Regions from separate parts of the Mus musculus genome. Here regions 1, 3 and 4 are each linked to region 2. The links are chromatin loops, found by intact Hi-C in ENCODE. Cell type or tissue: heart. All regions are shown on one strand. Links, peaks and the distances in the headings refer to the core of each region. The heading gives the core; the rest is flanking DNA.

Region 1 (5,703 bases), core at 439-5,438, 96 kb before region 2:
AGTGTGTGTAAATACACACAGGTATACACTCGTTTATAAATTATGTACATTTTAGTGATATTTATACCTATATAGTTTTATACAAATGAGTGCATAAATACATCTAAATATATAATTCCATATATTTATCATACATACGCAATTTAAACAGACTGGTTGATGGTAAGTGGAAAATTTTATAGCTGCCGCTATATCTCAATGGCAATTAGCATTTTATTATTTTCCACGTATAGATCTACACCTATGTTTACAAGTTCATTTTTTGTTTTAAACGTTCATTTTTTGTTTTTGTTCTTTTCTGAGACAGGTTTTCTCTATGTAGCCCTTGGCTATCATGGAACTCACTATATAGATCAAGATGGCCTTGAACTCACAGAGATGTACTTGCCTCTGTCTCCCCACTGTTAGGATTAAAGGCATTGTACCATCATGCTATTTACATGTTCTTAATAAGTAGCCTGACAGTCTCTTATTTATATGTTCCATGATTATTGCAAAATATTAATTAATAAAATACCAGCACCATGACAATGCTCAGGATTATTATTTTTTTGCATGTGTAAAATTTGTACTGTAAAAACATCTTAAAATAGGCTGGAGAGAAGGCATAGCATTTGTTGCTCTTGCAGAAGACTTGGGTGTAGTTTCTTCTCTGCATGTGGTGTCTTGAAACCATCTGTGACTCCAGCTCCTGATGATCCAACACCCTCTTCTGACTTCTGAAAGCATCAGGCATACCCACTATGTACATGCGTGCATGCAGGCAAAAAACTTACACATATAAGTATTTAACACACACGTACAACTCTCTCTCTCTCTCTCTCTCTCTCTCTCTCTCTCTCTCAGACACACACACACACACACACACACACACACACACACACACACAATATACACAAAAACCCTCTGTCAAAACATAGTGAAAAGCCTCTGGCTATTATCCGAAAGGCAGAAACGCATGTGGAGGAAGTCGGGAGAACTGAACCCTGATTGCAGTTGGTTCTCACTGACCGCTGTGTGAACTTGTTGAGCAAATTATACCTTCTCAGGCCCATTTCTACATGTCACGTGATGGTGTGGGTGGAGATGACACTGAAGATCAACCTAACTTACACCAACCCTCATGCATTACGTTTTCATACCATCTTGGCTTAGGTTATTACTGTCAAGCTGTACGAGAACGCAGGCCAGATCTAGATTGTGACTGAGGAGTAGCGTGGAGCCTCGCTGGATGACTGAGTGAAGTATCAGGTCATCCATCTTCTGCATTGTTATCCAACGATACCAAGCCCACTCCTGTTCTTTGCCCTCGTCAGATGTAAGTATAGTGACAGACACCGCTTAGAATAGGTTTGTTTTTTTTTTTTTTTCCATTTGAGCAGGTCTGGTTTATGGTTCTTGGCCAGGTCATACAGATTGCATAGATTTATTTGTAATGGTACTAAGCCTGCTTTGCTGCATTTCTTTACCATTGTTTGCTATTATAAATACTATCCATATTTCATAACTAGGTGCTTATTGCTCGAAGAGGGAAGACTTATCAGTGTTCTATTAATTTATCCTGGATTAAGTCATCTTATCAAATTGAAAAAAATTTTCTTTTTAGTTTTTTTAAAATAGAATATCTAGGGTTCTCAAAAATAAAATAAAATCATCATCAAGTCAAGAGTTTGATATTTCCTAATGAATGTGCAGACCCTTTCCTTTCCTTTTGACTTTGCTTATAGCTCTAAGACAGCAGCGAAGAGAAAATTAAGAAGGAACATGAGTAAGAAATCTGTAAAATAATAAAAACAATGTTTGTTGCCTTCAGGGGGTTCTGATTTTTTTTTCCTTTAAAGATTTATTTATTGGGTCTTTGAACAAGAAAGTTTTTTCCTACTCTTCATCGCCTCCTTATGCTTGTGTATCTGTCATTTATATTCTTTGAGTAGGACAGATAAATGTGAAAGTGTTTTAAAAGTTCTCAGCATATTGCCAAATTACTCAGTAAAAAGCTATGCCAATATAAAACCCCGCAAATATTACATATGTTAAAAGTAAAACAAAACACCACCATCATCATCACCACCACCACCACCATCATCATCATCCTAAAAATACTTATATTCTACATTTCACCAATAGTTTAGCCTAAACTTATCTCTTATTTTCCTAATAGTAAAAGCAAGCAGCTGCACAGTGCTTATTAAGTTTCAGGTACTCTTCAAAGACTCATTTACATTAGCTTACTTAGAGACTGTCCGAGCGAGGTTCTAAAGCTACCCTCAGGTTCCAGGAGAACAACTGTGGCATGGGGAGATTAAACAAGTCACCTGGAGTCTCTCCACAAGTGACTTAGCTATAATGTGAACACAGGCATTCCGGTTATATTGTATCATGTTGTATCAGACAGGGTCCTCCAGAGGCACAGAATGATAGGAGGTATATATAGTATATAGTATTCTGAGATTTGTTTTCACAAGCGCAACAATGGTTGTCAACATGCTGGAGGGTTGGGGAACATGGTAGCTGCTCCATCCACAAAGCTGGAATCCTCTGCAGTGCCACCCTGCCTCTCTGTAAGCCTGGAAGATCCCTGGAGAGTCATTCGTGCTGAGCCCACGTTGGAAGGCACAGGGAGTCTGCAGCTGATGTGGGTGGAGTGTGCCAAGTGCAGTGACAGACAGATAAGCAGCTGATGCAATGATAGACAGATATACTCATAAAGAGCAAGGCAGGCATATGCAGACTGCTGAGACATTCTTATATTGGCTCACCTCCTAGAAGATGAAATCCCACTTTGAGATCCCATCTTCACTTTATCCTCTCTGGAAACACACTTGCAGGTGTGCCTCCCAGATGATTCTAAGTCCTGGCAGATTGACAAGAGCAATCACCAATAACTTCCTTTTATAGCCAATAGATGTTTGGTGTTCGCTATAGAGCAAGAGTCACAATTAGTCACCACAGCCACCTTCTCAAGTGTCATCGACGTTCCGGCACTTTGCATGCTGTGGCACATGATGTACATTTGCTGCTCAGTGAGAACATTGGTCTGCTGCTGGCTTGCGCAATGGTTGATCCTCATGTGCCCTCGGAGTTTCACGGTGTCCTTGGGTTGTAGCTAGTGCGTGACATAGTGTCTGATTTGCAAGGGGTGACTTGTGGTTATTGCTCAGATTTAGTAAGGACCACACTTACATCCACACTGAACAAGAAATGATCTGGAAGTGGATATTAGGAAAGGGAAAAGCTCAGATAGGAGCAACATTATTTACTCGTTTACTTACTGGAGAAAGTATTATTGCTTTGTAGCTGAACTGGCTCGGCATCCCAAGTGCTGGAGTTACAAGTGTGCAGCAGCATGGCCAGCTTCAATCTTCTTTATTTAGTCTTGCAGTGTGGGTGATGAGATCCAGAGGCTGACACATGCTACAGATCTACTGCATCTGTATACTGAGCACGATAGTGTCCCCAGCCTCCAGCACAACTTTAATTACATAATATATAGCTGATATTTAAAATGGTTAACTGACTGTGTAGGTTGTACACAATTCCTTTCATGGACAAGCCATAAACACTTTCCACTTGGATGCATCGCTAGTAAGTGGTCAGTGGGGTCAATTGAAAGTTAGGGTATTTACTCCCAGAGGGATATGTGTGTGCATGCACCTGTGCATGTGTGCGTGTGTATGTGTGTGCCTTTGTATTGTGTAGAAAAAAATTTTTGAGTGTCGTCCTCAAGTTCAGTCTGTCTTCTTTTTTAAAGATAGTATTTCTCACTTGACCTAGAATTTACCAAGTAATCTTCAGGGACCCCTTTGTCCTGGTTGTGGGAGCTTAAGGGAGCCTCTGGCTATAAAAATCATTTAGATTACCAGGTATCTCTCGTCACGGTTAGAGGAGCTTGATGTGGCCTGGCCCAGCAGATAACGTGGATCACTAGGCTCTTCATAACTTCCAATTCTCAGATTTCTGGATGGAAGAACAGTTTTTTCCCATCTTTTTCATTGGAAAGACAATCCTGTGTGCTTAACATTTCTGGGTTCTCTGGAGATCTGTGAGTACAAGGACCTCCGTGTTCTGCTCCCAACAGTGGTCTAGGCTGGCTGGCTCAGAAGTCCAACAGAAGTCTAGACTAGCTGGCTAGAAAACCCCCAAAGCTATTCTTCACAGTACTGGAGCAGGGATTTTGACCATGTACCACAATGCCTGGGTGCTTTTCAGTATCTTTTCTGGGATCAAATTCAGGTGGTTATGATCCCAAGGCAGGTACCTTACAAACTCAGGTCCTCCTGCGTACAGGGCAAGCACTTTATGGGCTGAGTCATCTCCTTGGTCCATTTCCAGAGTCATAATCTCCATGTCACACTTCCTCGGGGACAACTCAGAAGTCAGTTCCTGACAAATGCCAACTGTGGGAAAGAGCAACTAGCAAATTCCCATTTGGGTTTTCTGGTTTGAAGTCCATTTCTAATGAGTTAATTTAGATATGCAGATATTCCTTGGCTCTATCAAATATTAAAGTTAATTTATGCTTTTCGTATTGTGTTTGCTTCGAAATACATCACTTCTCTGTCCGTCATTCTATTTATCCCACCAACAGTGTGTATTAAATCTTTATGAAGACTGGCCAATTAATTGTACCAAGAGGACTTCAAATCAGAAAACCTACCTCTAAATAATGTCTTATTTTTCTGGGTGTGAGACCTGGGTACATCATGCAAGTTGTTTGAGCCTCGTGCCTCTTAGGCTAAGTAGAGGAGGCAGTTCCTAATATTGTGGGCTACACTGATGGTCAAGTGAAGGAATAAGGACAGGGAAAGTAGTTTGGAAGCTGAAATCTAGCAAGTGAGACTTATGCATGCATCCTATTTGACGGTGAGGAACCAGCCAGGTACCATTGCTCTCTCAGCTTGGGGGATAGGATGGGAATTACATCTCTCTGTGCACTTCCATTGTTGACCTTCGGTTTCCGTCTGGGTTTGATTTTCAGCCAGCGGTGACATGGGGCTGGAAATAGAAGAGCTTTGAAGGAAGCTAGCTCAAATTTCCCACTTCCTTCTCCATGCTGTCTCCTGAGGGCTGTGATAGACTTAATTGTCAGCAAAGTGCTCCCTGTGTGTTCCAGGATGTAAATTAAAGCAGTTCAGACCAAAGTCATCAGCACTTCCTTACAGAGAAATGATGTCAAAATGAGCATGCAGCTCATGGGGCTTGGTAGAACAGTGAGGTGGGCAAAGGAGTTCATGCTGTCACACTGTCCTCAGACCTCCCACTAAGAACTCGAACTTAAAGTTTGGGGCAACTTTCTATTCTGTGGTAGAAAATTGTCTCCTATGGCAATGTCTTTGAAGGCAACTGGTCCCCAGAGAAAACAATTGCACTTGTATCAACTAATGATAAGAGGAAGTCGAACAAATCCCTTCTGGTCTGTCTTTTGATATTTTCATTATCATCTGTGTACCCTACCACCACCATCAAAGTTTACTTCTAGAAGCTCATTAGAAAGCTTTCCAAGTTACCTGTGGGCTCTGTGTGCACAGAACATGCTGCACTGAGGGCAGCCATTTTCCCTTGCCTAGCAGTCTCCCCCTCACCATGACCAGTTTTGTTCTTAGTGATATGGTTGGGTTCAGTAATGTCAGTACTTGCCCGTTTTCTCACTGTCTTACATCTGTTGAAGTGAGCCTATGAAATCCCCATTTGAATGACTGATGT
Region 2 (5,703 bases), core at 279-5,278:
TCCTGATCCCAGCTCAACAACTTCTGGTGTTGGACTAGCTCCTTGAAGCAGTCTGGATGCTTTCCGACCACTCCGTAAAAAACAGCACCTGATGGAAAGTTAGCACTTTAAACATTCCAAGAATCCAAAAGGTTCTGCAGCTAAGGAGACTCCTTTCTCCCAACTCCCCGGATCACAGTCAGTAATGGATTTTATGCATTCGTGTTTTGAAATACTACAAAATATATAGCCCGAGTCAAGTCACTCTTCTGAGAGATGGTTTAATAAGTTAACATTACTCATCCATTAATGATTAATGTCAGCGTCTGAAATGTTCTGTTAAGCAGGGCTTCTCTGGGCACAGAGGTTTGTCACAGGAAGGATTCTAGCGTCACGATACCTGGGCCCTTTTCAGAGTGCAGCTGGAGAAAGCGCCAGAGGGAAAGGCCCCTCTGAGCCTGGCTGATCTTAAAGGTAACCCAGCTGGGGCAGCTCAATTAACTCCGCGTAGACACGTGACCAAGCTAAACGCAATCCAGCTACCAGCCAATCGCATGGGGCAGAAAAGCCCTGCCCAGCTTCTCACGCTCCGGACAGCGGAACCAAAGGCCCAGGGGCGCTGGGAGACTTAAACACCCCAGCATAGCTCGACAGACAGCTTGACCACACACTTGAAAGTTCGCTCTCACTCCAGGACACACGTGACCGCACGCAGGCGGGCCTTCTAAGCTACCCGGCGACAGGAGATGTGGATTGTGGACTATTTAGAGCTGGGACAGCGTTCTGCCCTAATTACCTAGAGCTGGTTGGCAAGCAAGCACTTTGGTGTCACCTCTTAAGACCTCTAAGACCTCTTCAGTGGCCCGCCAAGGATCAGACGCGGACCTTGTTAGGAAGGCATCTTATCACCTGCTCTGGAAAGTTGTGTGACCCAAGATGGGGTGCTGGAAACACACAGGGCTCCAAAGCCAGTGTGCCGACCCCCTGGGACTCGACAGTAGTCACCCCGCCCTCCCCAAGCTCCAGTCACACGCTCCAGCTCCACACCTTCGGGCCGTATTGTGCAGAATAAAGGCTAATTACAGTCACTACACTGGGACTCAGTTTCTCTGGGGGAAAGTGTTGCCCAGAATGAGGCTCGGCAAAGTAACCTGATTAAGTCTTGATCCCACTCCCCTCCCCCGTTCAGTTATCTCAGAGACCCCAGAGGTTTTTAAAAGCCGCAGTAGCTGCGGAATCCCCGGGGATGGGAGAAAGAAAAGCACTCGGAGGACAGTCCAGTTGAAAGCCACTCTTGGAGCCCGAGAGACGGCCCGGCGCCTGGGGAGTCTCAGTCCCGGGCGCAGGCTGCGTACTTGTCATGGCTCGGCCTCCAGGCTGCCGCCCACCGAACGTGCGCTTGCTCACGGCAGCGCGAGGACTCCCGGCTCGGCCGGCACCTGGCGCCCGGTGTCCTCGGAGACGCCCACCTTCACCCACTGTGCGCTCTCAACCCTGCTTAAGTCTGAGGGGCGCACTCGGGCTTCCAGGCCCCGTGCTCTGCCACGGTCCTAACAGCCCGCCTGGCAGAGGAGGCAGAACCATTGTTCAGTGGCTCCAAAGCCCACATCCCCTAGCCCTTGTCAATGGGGGGTGAAAACCATGTAAAACAGAGGTTCTGGGAAGAAGGGGGACACAGAAGAATGACAACAAGTTCAAGGGACGCTTTAGGACACCCTAAACCCCACCGTCCCCCGGGCCTGGCTCCCAGTAACCTCGGCTCTGACAGCTCAGAGGCGCCACCCGGGTGGGGAGGGGAGGCAGGAGAGGAGCGTGGAGAGGCGCCTGCTAGGAGGGGATGGGCAAGAGGAGCCCCGGGGTCCCCCAGAACGCGGCGATCGCGGACGCCTCGGCTTGTTTCGGGCCGAGTGCGGAGGGGCGCGTCCCCACTCACCGCTTGCAGTGGCGCCGCTGTCCCGGGGCGCCCAGCACAGCGCGAGCAGCAGCCACAGCGCCCAGCGCGCGGACGTGCCCATGCTGCCCGCCCGGATGGTGCCTCCGTCGCGCCGTCGTTGTCGCCGTTCGCTCCGCACAACAAGTTACCAGCCCTTCGGAGAGGAAGAAGGAGGTGGGGGCGGGGAGGGAGGAGACGAGGAGGAGGGGGAAGGAGTGAAGAGCCGGGAGCACGGAGAGCACGCAAGGAGCGGGCACCCTTTCCCTGCAACTTGCACACTCTACTCCCCGCCAGCCACCCACCCAACCACCCACCCGGTCACCTCCCCCGCCGCGGCCGCGGTGTGCGCGCGGACCCTGCGGGCGGAAAATAATGCAGGCGTTGCAGAGAAGGGGAGGGAGAGGGGAGGGAACGGCGCGGGAGGAGGGGGCGGGGAGCCCGTTCGCCACCGAGGACAGCTCAAGTGAGCGGTTTGGGGGCAACCACCCGGGCGGCCGCAGGAGCGCGGCCGAGCGGCGCGGGGACCCCAGCGGGGGAGCTCAGCCCAGCAGCTCAGGCACGCACCGCTCTCCCGCGCGCAGTGAGGAGGGTGCGGGGGCAAGTGGCAGCGTGCGTGCGTGAGTGGCTGGGGCTGGGGCTGTCGCCGCCGCCATCCGGATGGCTCCAGGGGCTCGACTGCTCCGCGCGTTGGCCCGGGGCTCACGGGGGACCCGGGGCGGCCGCTGGTTGGCTCGCGCACCGTCCTCACCTCCAATCCCGGGTGCCTGTCCTAATTTCCTGATCCAGGGAACCTGCGGCCGCAGCAGCTGTGCGCTCCCTAGCTCCCTACAGTTGCTACTGTACCCTCCTGGCGCCTTGGCTAGGAGCGCTGATGCAACTATTGCTGCTCTTGCCACCGCCTCCAGGCTTGATGGGGCTGGCAGTTGAGGGGTCTGGGGGGCAGCAAGGAACCCTTTTCCTCCCTCTCCTGAGCCCCTAGGAAGGGCTGATGTAGTGAGGTCGGTAGGTAGCATCTTCCGGGGGACTCTTCTTTCCAACCTGAAAGTGATGAAGAGGAGGGGTGCGAAAGCTCCGCTGTTCTGCTGTGGGGTTCGGAGTCCCATCTCAATGGCAAGCTGAGATGCCATTTTGTTAAAAATTAAATGTGGCTTTAAGTAAGAGTGTGTGAAAGAGAAAGAGAGAAAGAACAAGAGCGCTCCCGCGGTTGTGGCTTGTCCTCTGTAATAGAACAAGACTAAAATAACCGAGTCTGGGATGGGGAGGAGGGAAATTGCCAGCGCAGCTCTGCATTCTCTCATCAACGATTAGAGTTAATTGCTAATTGCACAAAATGATAGTTTGAGGGCCTGTAATTAAAAGCTTAACCTTTTTCTGGTTGGAGGAAGGGGACCCCGGTAGATTTATTCTTGGTATAGTTTGTAACGTTCAATTATAAGCATTGTGGAGGGAAAGAAGTCAACCCTCCCAGAGAGGATAGATTGGAGGGAGGTGGGTGCCAGACAGGACCTAAGTTTATGGTTTGTTCTTAGTGTACTTCAGTTTTCTTGAACACATCGCCTTGGTTGAGATGCTTTCTGTGGTATACCACAGATTTTTCCAAATTATTTCACCTGTTAATATGTGTGTATGTGCTTCTGTTTTATAAGTTGCTGTACCTCGAATGAATCAAAGTTGACAGATTTCAGATTCCATGTCCTAGCTTCCTTCTGGCATTGTAATGTCACCTTGGTTCTCTTGAGCAGTTCTCTGGGGACAGTCTACTAGGAGAGATGTTCTCATGTACCCAGGAGACCCTGGGGGTAATTCTCAGCCAGGGTACATTTTGATCGGTGTAATTTAGCCTCATTGTGATGGATAATCTCACATGCAGATGGGGTCTTTCAAAGCTGCTCACTGTGGATGCTGTTGTGTATAATCAGAGGGTAGGAGATGGGCGGAAACTGCATGGTGAACACGTGATCACAGCCAGTACCAGTCCACAGACCAAGTTTGAGGGGGATGGTCTAACTTTCGTATCCCTGGGGCTTGAAAAGCTCATAGTCACTTTACACCTGATGAAATGGGTGGGGGACATAGGTGAAGTCAATAAATAGTCAATATGAACAGGCTCCATAGTTAACTGAGACGTCACAAGCTTGTTTTCAATGTTTTACTTGAGAGAGAAAGGTACACGACAAGGGAAACATTGATACGGCACATAAGACTTAACTTTGACAAACATGTATTATGCTTTCTAGCATAAATAAACTGTTGGTAAGCCAAGTTATGGCTCTACACTCAACCTGGTGGCTTTTTTGGTCTATCATTCGACTGCCTCTGCCTCTGTGTAACTTCAAAGGATAAAAACAAACCACTCCCTTTTCTGTGCCTGCCATCTGACCTGTAAACTGAAATCAGAAACAACCCACATGATACTCAAAATCATCTGTGGCCTCAAGAAGCAGGTCTCTTTCAGACCAACCTATTAGAGGCTGAAAGAAGTTCCAAAGGACGAATGCATATAATTAACATAGAGAGTAACTGATAACTAAGAGAATAAATTAATCTCGAGTAGATAACGTGGGCAAACGAACAGAGGCCTTCAGGTAACTATGTGAGTAGTGCTATTTACTTCCACAATCCACCGAGTGAACTAGTGTGTCCAAACAGCACACACACTGAGCAGTGCTGGGTTCTATGCTATGTAAGGCAACCGCCATGGGTCAATACTTAGCTGAGGAGGCCATGGGAGCTGGTCAAGGTAAGAGAGACATGTTGAAAATTACAGCACTGTTTTACATGCGGCACTGTGTTCCAAAGTTGTTTCAGATGCTGTAGAATACAGAGATGCGACTGTAGCTGTGGCTGAGGCTGTTACTCAGTGGTGGATTGCTTGCCTAGCATGCAAAGGTTGTCCATTCCATCTGAACCATCACAATGATGAATGAATGAATGAATGAATGAATGAATGAATAAGGATTACAGGGGAAACCCAGCTGACTTGGTCGCAGGATAAGGATGTAAGAAAAGGCTTCCCCGGGTGCTTGACTTGAGCTGATCTAGTCAGCATTTTTCACTCAGTAAGTCACAGCCTGCCTCAGCCTCTTTATCATTGTCTGGGTTAAGGTATTAACTTTTACTAATTAAGGGACAGAAGTTGCATGGGCATCACTCCCAGACCCTGACATTTCATTGTTTGTGTGAGGCTCTTTTTGTCTCCCTGGCAACAGGAGGCATTCAAAAGGTGGCTGTGCTATTAACGAAGGTTTCTGATCGACCTCATGAGTAGCAATACACACACATCTCTGAAAATGTCTATGAATAAAAAAGCTTTTAAATACAGTTTAAAGGTTTGGATACATATATATACTCATGTATCAGAGACTATGTCACTCATAAAGCCTAAAGTATTTACCTTTTGTCCTGTTAGGGAAAGACTTGCCAGCCAGTGACACAGAAGAAGGACACAACCCATGTTGACCTAATCTACCGAGAGTTTGTACACAACCTGGTATTAGCTTAACTGCTACACTGGGACGACTGAAGGAAGGGCTTACATTGTTGAGGAAACCAAGACACAAGAGCCCTGCCTTAGTTAGGGTTTCACTGCTGTGAAGAGACACCATGACCAAGGCAACTCTTTTAAAGACAACATTTAATTGGGGCTGGCTTACAGGTTCAGAGGTTCAGACCATTATCATCAAGGTAGGAACATGGTAGCCTCCAGGCAGGCAAGGTGTAGGAGAAACTGAAAGTTCTACATCTTCATCTGAAGGCTGCTGAGAGAATACTGGCTTCCAGGCAGCTAGGAT
Region 3 (5,703 bases), core at 465-5,464, 180 kb after region 2:
CACGACATGTGACCATATGTGATTGTGCAGAGATGGCCTGCACACCACATGTGGGTAGACCCTGAGACTGTATTGGGCAACCAGCTGTCACACCACGGTGCTGGGTGTTAAAACAGTTTTTCCCACTTTCCTCTTTTAGCTTCTTTCCCTACGTGTTGATAGCTGCTGACCTTGGGTGTGGTTATAAACACGCCCATTCATGTGCTGTAGCTCTGAAAGGAGGATGGCATTCCTTAATGTCCAAACAGAGAAAGAATAGTCTACCATAACGTAAGATCATGGCCATTTTGCTGCTGTTGAGCAAAGGCAGTCTGAAGTACAGGAGCTCTGGGATGAGGAACATCAGATGGCTTGATGTATTTAAAAACCAGGGGACACAGATGCCTTGACACATAAGAAGGACAGGGCAGTCCAACAGCACCCTCACTACATCCCATCCCTTCCCTCCGGAAATCACATGGGCTCACCCTGTGGTGGTTTATAGACTTCATGCTTCTCTCCATTCCCACCATGGGAACAGAGGAAGGCTTGCCCACCTCTGTTGGTGGGATTGCTGCAAATGTTTACTAACTGATTCTACGCTTTGTAACATGGAAATAGGATTAGAACCCACTCCCCGGTCAGGACCTTGAGCCTCTTCAGTTACTCGCCGAATGGGAATCATAAAGTTTAACCCTCTCATCACATGACACATAGGCCTACATGCCACTACCTTGGCTTCATCTCTAGATTCTATACTCCCAGATTTTAATTTCCACCGTGGCTGTGAACCTCTCTCAACTCTGTAAGTGTATCCTGCCTCTGAGCCATGGCAAATGAGACTCACTTCCAGATATGTCTGCCCTTCTCTTTCTTCCTTCCTTCTCTCTATTCCCTTCCTTTTCAACAGTTTAACCTCCATTCCACCACCACCACTTCCTCTGGGAAGGTTTCTCTGATAATCCCAGGCTATACTAACTTCTTTTCTGTCTGTTCTCAATACTCTGTTCATGCCTCTTGCAGTAGATATTGACTCTGAGGGTTGTTTCCTGGACATTAGTCATGGAGTGGATATTTTGTTATTGTTTTCTCTCTCTCTCTCTCTCTCTCTCTCTCTCTCTCTCTCTCTCTCTCTCTCTCGTGTGTGTGTGTGTGTGTGTGTGTGTGTGTGTGTTGAGAGTGGAAACCCATTTAATCTAACAAAGAAAAAGCCCACTATAAAACAAGAAGCAATGTTCGTAACTACTGGTAAAAACACGAACACATTTTTCCTGCACATTTATCATTGAATTAAACTCCATAATGAAGGTTTAAAATTAAATTTTCTAGATGCATATCTGTGATTCCAGCACTTAGGAATGAATGCCAAGAGACTGCTGGGTTATCAGTTAGTCTAAGTGTAAGACCCTGCTCAAACAAAATAACAGTAACAACAAAAATAATATCTCTGTGTTTGGGTATTCTTTGAGTGCTTGGTTGGTTGCTTGGTTGGTTATTAATAGCCTAAGAGACAAGCTGGAACATTCTCATTTGCTCTCTGCAAGTGAGGGCTTGAAGAGCTTTATTTGGTCACAAGGAATAAAGTACACACAGGGTTAAGACTCTGGCTGTGGCGTCCTAAGTGTCTGGTTTGAGTTCTATCAATAGGATTGGCCAGTCATGTGACCTTGAGCAATAAATAATGCTCTCTAAGTCCTAGCAGAATGCCGGCTGCACAGTAAGAGCCCAGCAGCTGGTAGCAATGGCGATTAGTGTTATATTCTCCACAAAAGTAATATTAATTTGATCATTTCCCTGCTTTAATCTTGCTGTTGGAGGCTGACTAAGGCATCACCAGGGGCTTTGTACACTGTGTGCAGGAAAAGCAGTCAAGAATGACGAGCCCTGTGAGGTTATGGGAGAAAGCAGTGCTTTTCACTGGACAGACAAGAAAACCCACACTGGGCAGGGTTTGGTGACCTGCTTCTGGTCACGTAGCCAGGCTAGGCAGAGCTGAAACTCTAAGTAGGCCCTCTAACTCCAACACCAGTTCCCTCCACACAACACCCTCTGGGTGTTACTGTTTCCATGCCCCACAGAGTTTCCAGCTGTTTAAGATCAAATAGGACTTTGGAAGCTAAAGATGCATCCTGGGACAGCCTGTTCCTCTCTGTCCATTCATTCATAGTTTGCTGGGATTTTTAACCCAGGGGCATACTGCTCATGTTCCAGCATGTTCACTTGAGGCTCTCTCCCCGCAGATCAGCTCCCACAGAGGCAAATGTACCTTTGGACAGTGTGCCTTTTGTAGGACTGGTCTGCAAATGCCACCAACCCCTCACACTCCCAAGGCTCGCAGATTCCAGGGGGGTTCTGGTCAATGGGTGTTTATCATGAAAAATGAACCTAACACCTATGTGCACATTAGGAAGCTCCAAAACTCACTGTAAATTTCCCAAGCTTGGTAAGAACTGAGGACATGCCTCAATGATTTTTCTTTGTAGAAGTGGACAATTGGGCATGGAAATAAATACTACTCTTTGCTCAGGCTTTTGTGGAAGTGGTTGCTTGGTGTCTCCTGGGCTCCATAATGCCGTCTCTTCCATCGGAGACATGATCATAATTGGATATACCCTCCAGATGCCAGATGCTTCAGACATGGAAAGCTGTTTTGCCTGTCTCCCGTCTTCATGGAGAGATGTTTTCTATGGAAGCATTGGTAGTGCTCAGGCCTTTCTAAGGATGGGATGATTCTAGGAGCATGTTGGTTCGTGGGGGCTTGTGTAATAAGAACTTCAAGAGAAGAAAGGGGGGGAAAGGTGGAGAATTCTAGCATTGTTTCAAGAGTGTTTCTCATCGTTGCCTGTTCAATGCACAGAGGAAAGTTCAGGGGAGGTATTCTGGTCATCAGTCAAGCCAAAAGCCAGAAACAAAAGAGTGGCTATGAAGTCATCAACCAGCTGCAGGAGTTACATATTTCTTCATGGGGTTCCAAGAGTGGAATTGCAGGCATCTACACTTCTAACAACCCAGTGCCCCTCTATAAGTGAAATGAGAATCTCTTTTATAGGTAATTTTTACTTGAGTCTTAGGGATTGAATCTAGGGCCTCATACAAGCTAGGAAAACCCTTTACCACTGAGCTATATCCTCAGTCTCTTCTCTACCTTTTATTTTATACATGTATCTAATATATGTTTATCCTATCTATTCCCTAATCTTTCCCCACAATGACTCCCCCAAGGCCCCTCCCAATGTGATGCCCTCTGTTACTTTTTCATATAACTACTGAGTCCCATGGGTTCTGCTCCATGCTCACCTTAAGTATAGAGCCATCCTCTGGAGCATGGGCAACCTACCAATAGCCACTAAAGAGAAATGACTGTCTGCTAGCACCCACAGACTGCCAATAGCTCCTCAGCTGGGGTGGGTCCTCCAAAGCCACACCCCCTCCATGCTAGGACTTTGACAGGGTTGGTCTTGTATGGGTAATCATAGTTGCTGTGCCTTCATGAGTGTCATGGCTATGATATGTCCAGAAGACCGTGTTTCACACACTCCTCTTTATCCTCCAGCTCAGAACTCTGTAGAACACTGCTGCAGTAAATGATTTTGATCTCTGAACATCTTAGTCATTAAGGTATTAGTATGATTTCCATTCACCTGGATGTCTTTTTAACCTACTAGAGTAATCTTGGTTGATGCAGTTCTTGAATGTTTTGATATTTTTGAATCCTGTAGGATTTGGTGTCTCAAAACCTTCCTAGGGCTTTAGATCTAGAATTTGCTTCAATCAGAAAGACATGGGACTTATTTAACATTCTCTGTTCCCCACCATTTGTTTTCCGGGCCTCTATTCTCATGGCTCTGTAAGCTCCCTCCAATATGGCAGTACCTTGCTGAAGGTCTAGGGGAATCTGTCCAGGGCAAAGAGTCTTTGGCAGCTGGATTTACAGCTGCAAGTAGAAATGGAAGGCAGGATTCAGTGTTTCTTCTCAAGTCTCTATTGTCCTCTTTGGTACCCAGTGCCTGGAAGAGCCTGCACAAACAAATTAGGCAAATGAATTGAGAGAAAGAACAGGGAGTATCTGGCTTAGCAAGTTAATGAACATCCTTTCTAGACTATAGAATGTCTGCTGAGAAACCTTGATAACACCTGCATATATTTGCATGAATTACAGGACAGAGAAAGAAGAAATACCACAACAGTCCATCTTTTCTATTCATTTCAGGAACTCTTATAAAACAAAGACCATAAATTATTTAATTCTCTGAACATTTAAAATAATTAAAGGCGTTATTGTTTTCATTTCTCTAGCCAGATTTTTGTTTCTGATAAATGTCCTTCCACTCTCTCTGGTGTCTGGTCTGTGCATCTGTGCCCACTAGCTGGACTTGCTGCCATATCCAAGCTCATTAGTGCATCGCCTGCACAGGGTTCCAATGGAAGCAAGAGAAGAAGGGTGAGACAGAGAGGGCTGAAGAGCACACAAGCCTTAAGTTCTGATTCCTGGGTCCACCATTTATCAGAGAGACTGCACAGGGTACTTAGCCTCTGGAATATAGTAGGTTTGCCTGTGCATCTGATTCTGAGTAATTATGTAAGGAAGGTACCTTGAATCTGCTTATCAAAGTCAGTGTGTGATGCATTTTAAGTTATCATCAACATATTGTATTGCTATGATATAGATGACCCATATATCATGCCATGTCATATCACTCAAACTTGGCATATAAGATTACATGCAGTAATTTTACATATAATAGTATTGTACATAGATATCCATGTACTGATTGACTGAATACTGCCACATCTGTGCCTATGTGTATTTTGGCCAAAGTCACATGTTCCTCCGAGTCCTCCAAGCATCCTGGTGACTTTCTGTTGCAGACCTGACCTTTACTTTTTTCTCCTGTGCACACTGAAGGTATAATCCAATGCTGTTCTTGTTCTTCCACCTAAACAATGTTCAACCTGTAGCCGAGTTGGCCTCTTTCCCATTCAGAGGAGGCCGTCTGAGTTCCAAATCCTGTTATGAGCCTTCTCTGAAAGATTATCAGAATCATTTATGGACCCGGCTTTCACCTCCCCAATAGCATTCTGAACTTTTACTTATCTCCACATATTAGAATGGAACTGTTTGGAATCAGGGAAGTTTATGCTCTTACACCAAGGACTGGCCAGAGTTAGTGTGAAATCATGTTTCCCTCTAGGCTTTGAGGTTGTCAAAGTCAGGGCAGCATGGGGAAGGATGAGGTTTTCATACTCTGGGGAAGAAACAAACACAGAGCCTGAGACATGGCAGAGAAAATATGGTATAGAGACAAAACCCTCAGCTTGGGTCCATGGCAAAACTGTTGATTGATATCTGCCCTCACTACACTTTCCTCTAGGTTATAAAACAACACACTCAAGAAGGAGGGAGCCCTTCCTCTGGCCTGAAAAGATGGAACAAAATCAGTTTATGCCACAGATGGCAATCCTATCTCTCCTTTTTTGAGAATGACTTGAGAAGAGGCAGGTGACCTCAGTTCTGACCAATAAGACCACAGGAGCAGTTAGGGAGTAGATTCTCCTTCAAGACATTTGCTTCCTGTTACCAAAAACCACATGTAGATGCCCTTGCTTGAAGGCATGGTTCTTGGAGCTACAGCACTATGTGATCAGACAAGCCAATGGTCCAAGGCTGCAACAGTAAAGAAACACAGAGGGTGGGGTCGGTGAGTAGTCTTGAATTGCAAGGCA
Region 4 (5,703 bases), core at 416-5,415, 93 kb after region 2:
GGCACAGACCTAGGATCATGGAAACCCTCGTGAACTGCTGATAGGGTAGAAACTGGTATGGACATGCTAGAGGCAGTAGAAAACTAGATCTTTGTTTTCTCTCTGATACAGCAGGCCAAGTCCACTGCTAGGCATCTGTTTCCAAAAAGGAATTATAAAAACCCATATGAATCAGATAAAGAAGTGTCCCAGCTTGCTTGGGGTAGTTATAATAAACTTCTGGTCTTGGTGTAATTACTGACATCACTCTTTCATTTCAAGAATGTACGCCTTCTGTCTGAGGCTACTTGTGTTTGCCACTATTCTCATCTTCTTGTGGCTGCAACCAATAGTCAACAAGAAGCAACTTAAGGGAAGAAGGGGTCATTCTGGCTGAAAACTAAAGATGCAGCTTATCATGGTATGACAGGCATGATGGCAGGCATGTGAAGTGACCAGTTACACTGGATCCACAGTTAGGAGGTGAAGGGCAGACAAGAAGTGGTAGTGAGGTAAGCAGGGACCCACTCCTTCTATATATGAGTGCATATATGTTCACTCAGTCTCTCTCTCTATCCTCCCTGTCCCCCCCCCCCCATCAAAACTATAAAGGTCCAAAGTCTTTTCTGACACTCAGTGCAATCTTGTGATTGCATTTTACAGGGACTCCTGTAAAAAATTTTTTTAAATCATTAGAAGTTACACACTTCTAATATACAATGGCACAGAGTAAAGATTTCCATTCCAAAAAGAGGCAATGGAAACATACGAAAGAAAAATTAGAACAAAGCAAGACTTCAACTCAACCCTCCAGACCACAAGACTCTGCAGCTACTTATCCAGCATCTGGGACTCATGACTCTCATCTGGGCTCCAAAGGTCTTGGTTTGCCCTGCTCCCCCAGCTCTTCTACCCACAGCACACAAAGCTTATCTCTTGGGCCAGCTCCATTCCCACCTGCTGTTCACGTTGGAAGATGGTCTACTGTCCTGAAATCAGCACCACTGTAGAATCTCCACTGTACCTTAGACTTCATCTTCAGAACGTCACAAAAACATCTTTTCAGGGCCTGGCCTCAGTGATCTTTTGAAGCCTTGTCTCAAGACTCCATTGGTCCCTCACTGTTGCATCTCATATGCCTATAAAACCAGTATTCACCTTGGCTGCTGCAGCAAACTTCTACAACAAGCTTCAGATGGAGTCTGGCCCCTTTGGATCAAAGCTACAGTGATGTCAGTATGTCTAGGTGGATGACTATGGGAAAATATTTTCAGCGGGAAGTTTTATTTGATCAGGGAATTCTTTGGACAGCATTTTTAGCTCAGGCTACCTCTTTTCAAATGAAGTTGCATGTCCACCAATTGGAACCATTAGTGGGCAGGGCCTTACCACTGGGGCACGTGTCCTGTTGCCTCATCTTTTTGGTTGCTTTTTCTCCCTCATTATCTGAAACTTCACAGTCACTTACTGCTCTTCTCAACAAGTCGGCATTTGTCATATTTTTCTGCTGCATTTGTCACTCTCTCCCATAGCAGAACCTGGTTAAGAGCAGTGAACAGTATCATGACATGGCCTAAACCCTATCCTGTCTTGTGATTTACTCTGCCAACGAATTAGTACATTACTTTGGAATTCTGCCTCAAAGTCGGTAGAATGAAGCCAAGCTGCTCCTCCTCCCCCTCCCCCTCCTCTTCCCCCTCCTCCTCCTCCTCAAAAAATGTGTGTGTGTGGTGGGGGGTAGTCAAAGCACAATTTAATCCATTTGGGTTTTTTCCTTCCACATTTACATGCGTTCTGACGTCAAACTCTTACAGCGGGCTCTCATGACAGGCACTTTTCCTGCTGAGCCTTCCCTGTCTGCGTGTCTCTCAGCACTGTTGTCTTCTGACTCCCACTAGTGTGGCCCATTAAGCTTACAGCAGTCTAAGGCGTCTGTAGTCCACAGTTCCACATTCTTCCACATTCCTTCTGAAAACCCATCCTCAAGGCCTACAAGTCACACCATCAGGCTTATCATAGCAGAACACTTCATCCCAATTTTCTCTACCATTTGCTGTTCTCACTGCTGTGACTAAACCCCAGCCAAGAAGAGACTTCAGGGAGGAGGGGTTTATTTTGGCCTATGGTTTAAGATGCAGACCATCCTGACAGGGAAGGCGTCACAGTTGGGATAGGAGGTTGTTGGTCGGCAGGAAGCAGAGAACAGACAGGAAGTGGAGCTAGACTCACCTCCTGTGACCCACAGCCTCCAGTGAGGTTCCACCTCCTGCAGTTTCCACAACCTTCCAAACAGCGCCACCATCTGGGGAGCAAGCGCTCGAGCACGTGAGCTCTGGGGCACACTTTCACACGGAAACCACAGCAGATTTGCCGCGATGGAAAATAGAAAGGCAAAGTGTGTTAGGCTCTTGCTATTTAGCACAGAGAAGCAACAGACAAAATGTGCTTGTAGCAAAAACACTTGCATCTTAAAAGCAAGGCTGGATGGGAAGAGAAACAGATTGGGTTTATAAAAGTTACATTTGCATGGAGTTAAGTCCACAGCAAAAACTATACATTCTACAGAACTGTAAAGCAGCCAAAGGGTGTGGTCAGAACTGTTACCATAAGGCAGGAAAGGGAATAAGCAGGATGCACGAGGCAGAGTGGGAGGGGTCTCGGCTGGACCAAAAAAAAAAAAAAAAAGCTAATGAACACAGAGAGATGTGATAGTTCTGCCTCAGGACCTGGATTTAAAAAGTAAGAGTATGTTGATAGCAAAATACATGGAACTGAGGGAATTTTTAAAAAGTACTCAAAAAAAAAAAGAACTATTCAAATGTGAGCTTTCATGGTAACGAGGTTTTTATTTATTTATCCCCTCCCACCTCTTTGAAGTTTCACAGAGCGCTGGATGGAGGCTGCTTAAATCACTACTTGAAATCGGACAAAATGAATGTTAAAATGTTTAGACAAAGAAGCAGCCGCGCATGTATATGGAACTACAGCATCTAAGGCAAAAGCAGTGTGAAGCTAACATCTAAAAACCCCACAGCAGATGGGCCTGGAGACATGCCAGGGATGGGTTTCAGATTTGGCACAGAACTGGCCAAGCAGGCGACACACAGAAAGGAGATGCCCTCACATACAGGATCTGTGTTGTCGAAAGGAGGAACCACCCACAAACTTGAGAATCCTAAAAAGCAGGGCACGGTTCCCATTCTGAAGCCAGAGAAGTTTGTTCTCCGAGCTCCTTAAAGAGGGCAGCATGTGATGGACTACTGACCCAGAGAACTCATTTCCCCAGGAAGATCCATTCCAGGCTGTGTTGAGAAGCAGAATGTTAATTTACTCTAACGCAATTGAGGGCTCCTTGATTTCCACAGAACAACCAGGTTTCAGCTTGGTTGAAACCCCAGGACATATTCCTTGGTATCCATACCCCAGTAGCCTTCAGAAACATGTGCTCTGCCATTAGGTCATAAATCACAAGGGCGGGAGACTCCTGGTCATTACAGCTCTGGCTAATAAGAACAGGGGAAAAAGGGGTTCTTCACTCAGATTCTGAGAGAGACGTGGTCTATAGGCCCCTGAGGAGCAGGTGAGAGACTCCCCCCATCTCTTTCTGAAATAGTTTCAACTGCCATTAAATTTGTATCGACTGTAAGCCAAACCTAGTAAGCGTTGTAGAGTGCATAGAAATCCAATTTGCTGCTGCTGTCCAGGGACAGGACTCAATGTTTAGTGGCAGACATGTGCAAAAGGGGTTCACTCTGAGAAATGCTCTTCAGATGTACACTTGGAGGAAGAGACAGAGACAGACAGAAAGACAAATGACAGAGACCAATAGAGATAGAAGCAGAGAGACAGATACAGAGAGAAAAACCTGTGACATTCTGTTTTACTGGATACAGAATTTGGGGCCGATACAGTTCATCAAGCTATTTTGAAGCCTGGTATAAATAAACCTTGAGCATATCCAATTATACTTGATTTTGTATTCACCAAGCAACTCCTGCTTATTAATTCAATTTCCAAGAGTCTGAGAAAGGAAGTGGTAGATGTGCCAAAGCCGCTGTAATTATTCCCTCCCTGCAGCCAGGCCTCATGCAGTGTGACTTTGAGATTCTTCCCTGCAGTGCACACAGCCCAATTCCTTACCTCTCTCTCGACTGGCCTTGTGTTATGTCGTGGTCAGTAGACCAGTGTGCCAGAGTTGAACCTAGGTCTCAAGACCTAGGCGTGCACCTCTCCCATTCACTGAATCATATACAACCACCATGAAATGGACATGGGCCAACCTGTGCTACGATGAGAAAGAATGCCTATATAGCTCTGTTTGCTGGCAGGCTGACATAGGGCTATGGGATTTTTCAAAACACTCCTCCATTCCCAGTTTACCTGTGAGGAGAAGGATCTAGAAGAGAGGCATAGTAAGAATTCAACATACAGACATGGAAATGGTCGGAGGACAGTGAATGCTAATTACTCCCACTGGATCAAGCCTCCTGTGCTGGCTAGTTTGCACTGTCAACTCAACAAGCTAAAAATCACTCAGGAAGAGGGTCACACTTGAGGAAATATGTGGAGCAGATTGGCTTGCAGGGATATCTGTAGGGGATTTTTCTTAATTGTTAATTGATATGGAAAGATTAATTGATAAAGAAAGATTGTTAGTTGACATAGAACAATGCAACTCACTGTGGGTGATGACATCATTTCCTAGGCAGGGTACCCCTGAGTGGAGCAGAGAGAGCTAGATGAGAGAAAGCAAGCAAGCAAGCAGCATGCATGCATTAGTTCTCTCTGCGTGGGATGATGACTGTGCTATAACTAGCTGCTTAAGTTCCTGTCACTGGGCTGGAGAAATGGCTCCATGGTTAACAGCACTGTTTGGTCTTCCAGAGGACACAGGTTTGATTTCGGCATCCATATGGCACCTTGCAACTATCTGTAACTAAACTTCCAGAGACTACAACAGTCTTCTAGCCTCCTCAGGCTCTGGACACCCACATGGTGGACATGTAGGCAAAACACTCATACATATAAAATAAAACAACTCTTAACTAGGTGATGCATACCTTTGATCCCAGCAATCAGGAGTCAGAGACAGGTGGGTCTTTGAGTTTGAGGCCAGCCTGATCTATAGAGCAAGTTCCATGACAGTCTGGGTTATACAGATAAATCCTGTTTCAAAAAATAAAAGTTCCTGCCTCTACTTCCCTCAGTGGTAGACTATGACATGTAAATTGTAAGCTTAATAAACCTTTCCTCCCTTGTGTTGCTTTTGGTCAGGATGTTACACACACACACACAATCAAATATGCATTATGTTGTAATTGGCATTTTTTAAAAGAATGTATTAAATTCTTAGAATTTAGGTCACCCCTCTTCCATTCCCTGCCAGCTCGAGTGACAGTGGCAGAGGGTTGTTTTCTGTTAGAGTGTCTTTAATTCCCCAGACTTCCTCTGCACCTGCTGCGGTGGCAGCCATAACAGCTCCTCACAGAGCTGCGCCTCTCTGCTGGGCTGTAGCTCATCACCTCTCCTCTGGGAAATGACAGGGAGTTGTGTACCGAGTACCTGTCAAGAGAGAAGCTGGGAAAGCCAACTTTTAATTGGGTTCTGTAGTGGTTTCCATGGCCAGACCTGACCCCCTGGCATTTTCCTTTTCCTGGAGTCCTGTTGTCAGTTTTATTGTGAGGAGTTTGGTAGGGCCTGGGTGCGTTTCCCTCTGAGCCCCTG

What was found. Hi-C counts contacts between places; a loop is a spot of excess contacts. Peaks named below come from ENCODE experiments on the same cell type or tissue, not always from the same donor. Only the 100,000 strongest peaks of a DNase experiment are listed, where the experiment ranks them.
Region 1: a loop joins it to region 2, with 4 times the contacts of the local background. A loop is called at or near these places in 4 of 42 quality-filtered maps.
Region 3: it touches region 2 in a loop (2.3-fold over the local background); 5 of 42 quality-filtered maps call a loop at or near these places.
Region 4: it touches region 2 in a loop (1.8-fold over the local background); 8 of 42 quality-filtered maps call a loop at or near these places.

What each region holds. Positions count from the first base shown.
Region 1 is chr19:27,310,137-27,315,839 of GRCm38, reverse strand. It overlaps Gm35438 (a long non-coding RNA gene), which reads left to right. Exons shown (of 8, transcript XR_003952921.1): 2 at 1,156-1,318. It overlaps Gm35268 (a long non-coding RNA gene), which reads right to left and starts at 2,965. Exons shown (of 4, transcript XR_386629.3): 1 at 2,760-2,965. In heart, for the core only: no CTCF peak of the experiment used is centred there; DNase peaks (open chromatin) are centred at 3,069 and 3,389.
Region 2 is chr19:27,213,906-27,219,608 of GRCm38, reverse strand. It overlaps Vldlr (very low density lipoprotein receptor), which reads right to left and starts at 2,589. Exons shown (of 18, transcript NM_001161420.1): 1 at 1,913-2,589. The coding sequence starts at 1,994. The region is part of intron 3 of Gm35438 (a long non-coding RNA gene); the gene reads left to right. In heart, for the core only: a CTCF peak has its summit at 2,719; DNase peaks (open chromatin) are centred at 588, 1,788, 2,058, 2,638 and 1 weaker place; H3K4me3 peaks cover 3,083 bases; H3K27ac peaks cover 2,564 bases; H3K27me3 peaks cover 1,571 bases.
Region 3 is chr19:27,034,432-27,040,134 of GRCm38, reverse strand. No RefSeq gene overlaps it. Among named protein-coding and RNA genes, the nearest start is that of Gm815, 150 kb to the right of the region's middle. In heart, for the core only: no CTCF peak of the experiment used is centred there; no DNase peak of the experiment used is centred there; H3K27ac peaks cover 1,822 bases.
Region 4 is chr19:27,120,885-27,126,587 of GRCm38, reverse strand. All of the region lies in intron 6 of Gm35438 (a long non-coding RNA gene), which reads left to right. Among named protein-coding and RNA genes, the nearest start is that of Vldlr, 93 kb to the left of the region's middle. In heart, for the core only: a CTCF peak has its summit at 2,296 (motif pointing left); a DNase peak (open chromatin) is centred at 2,237.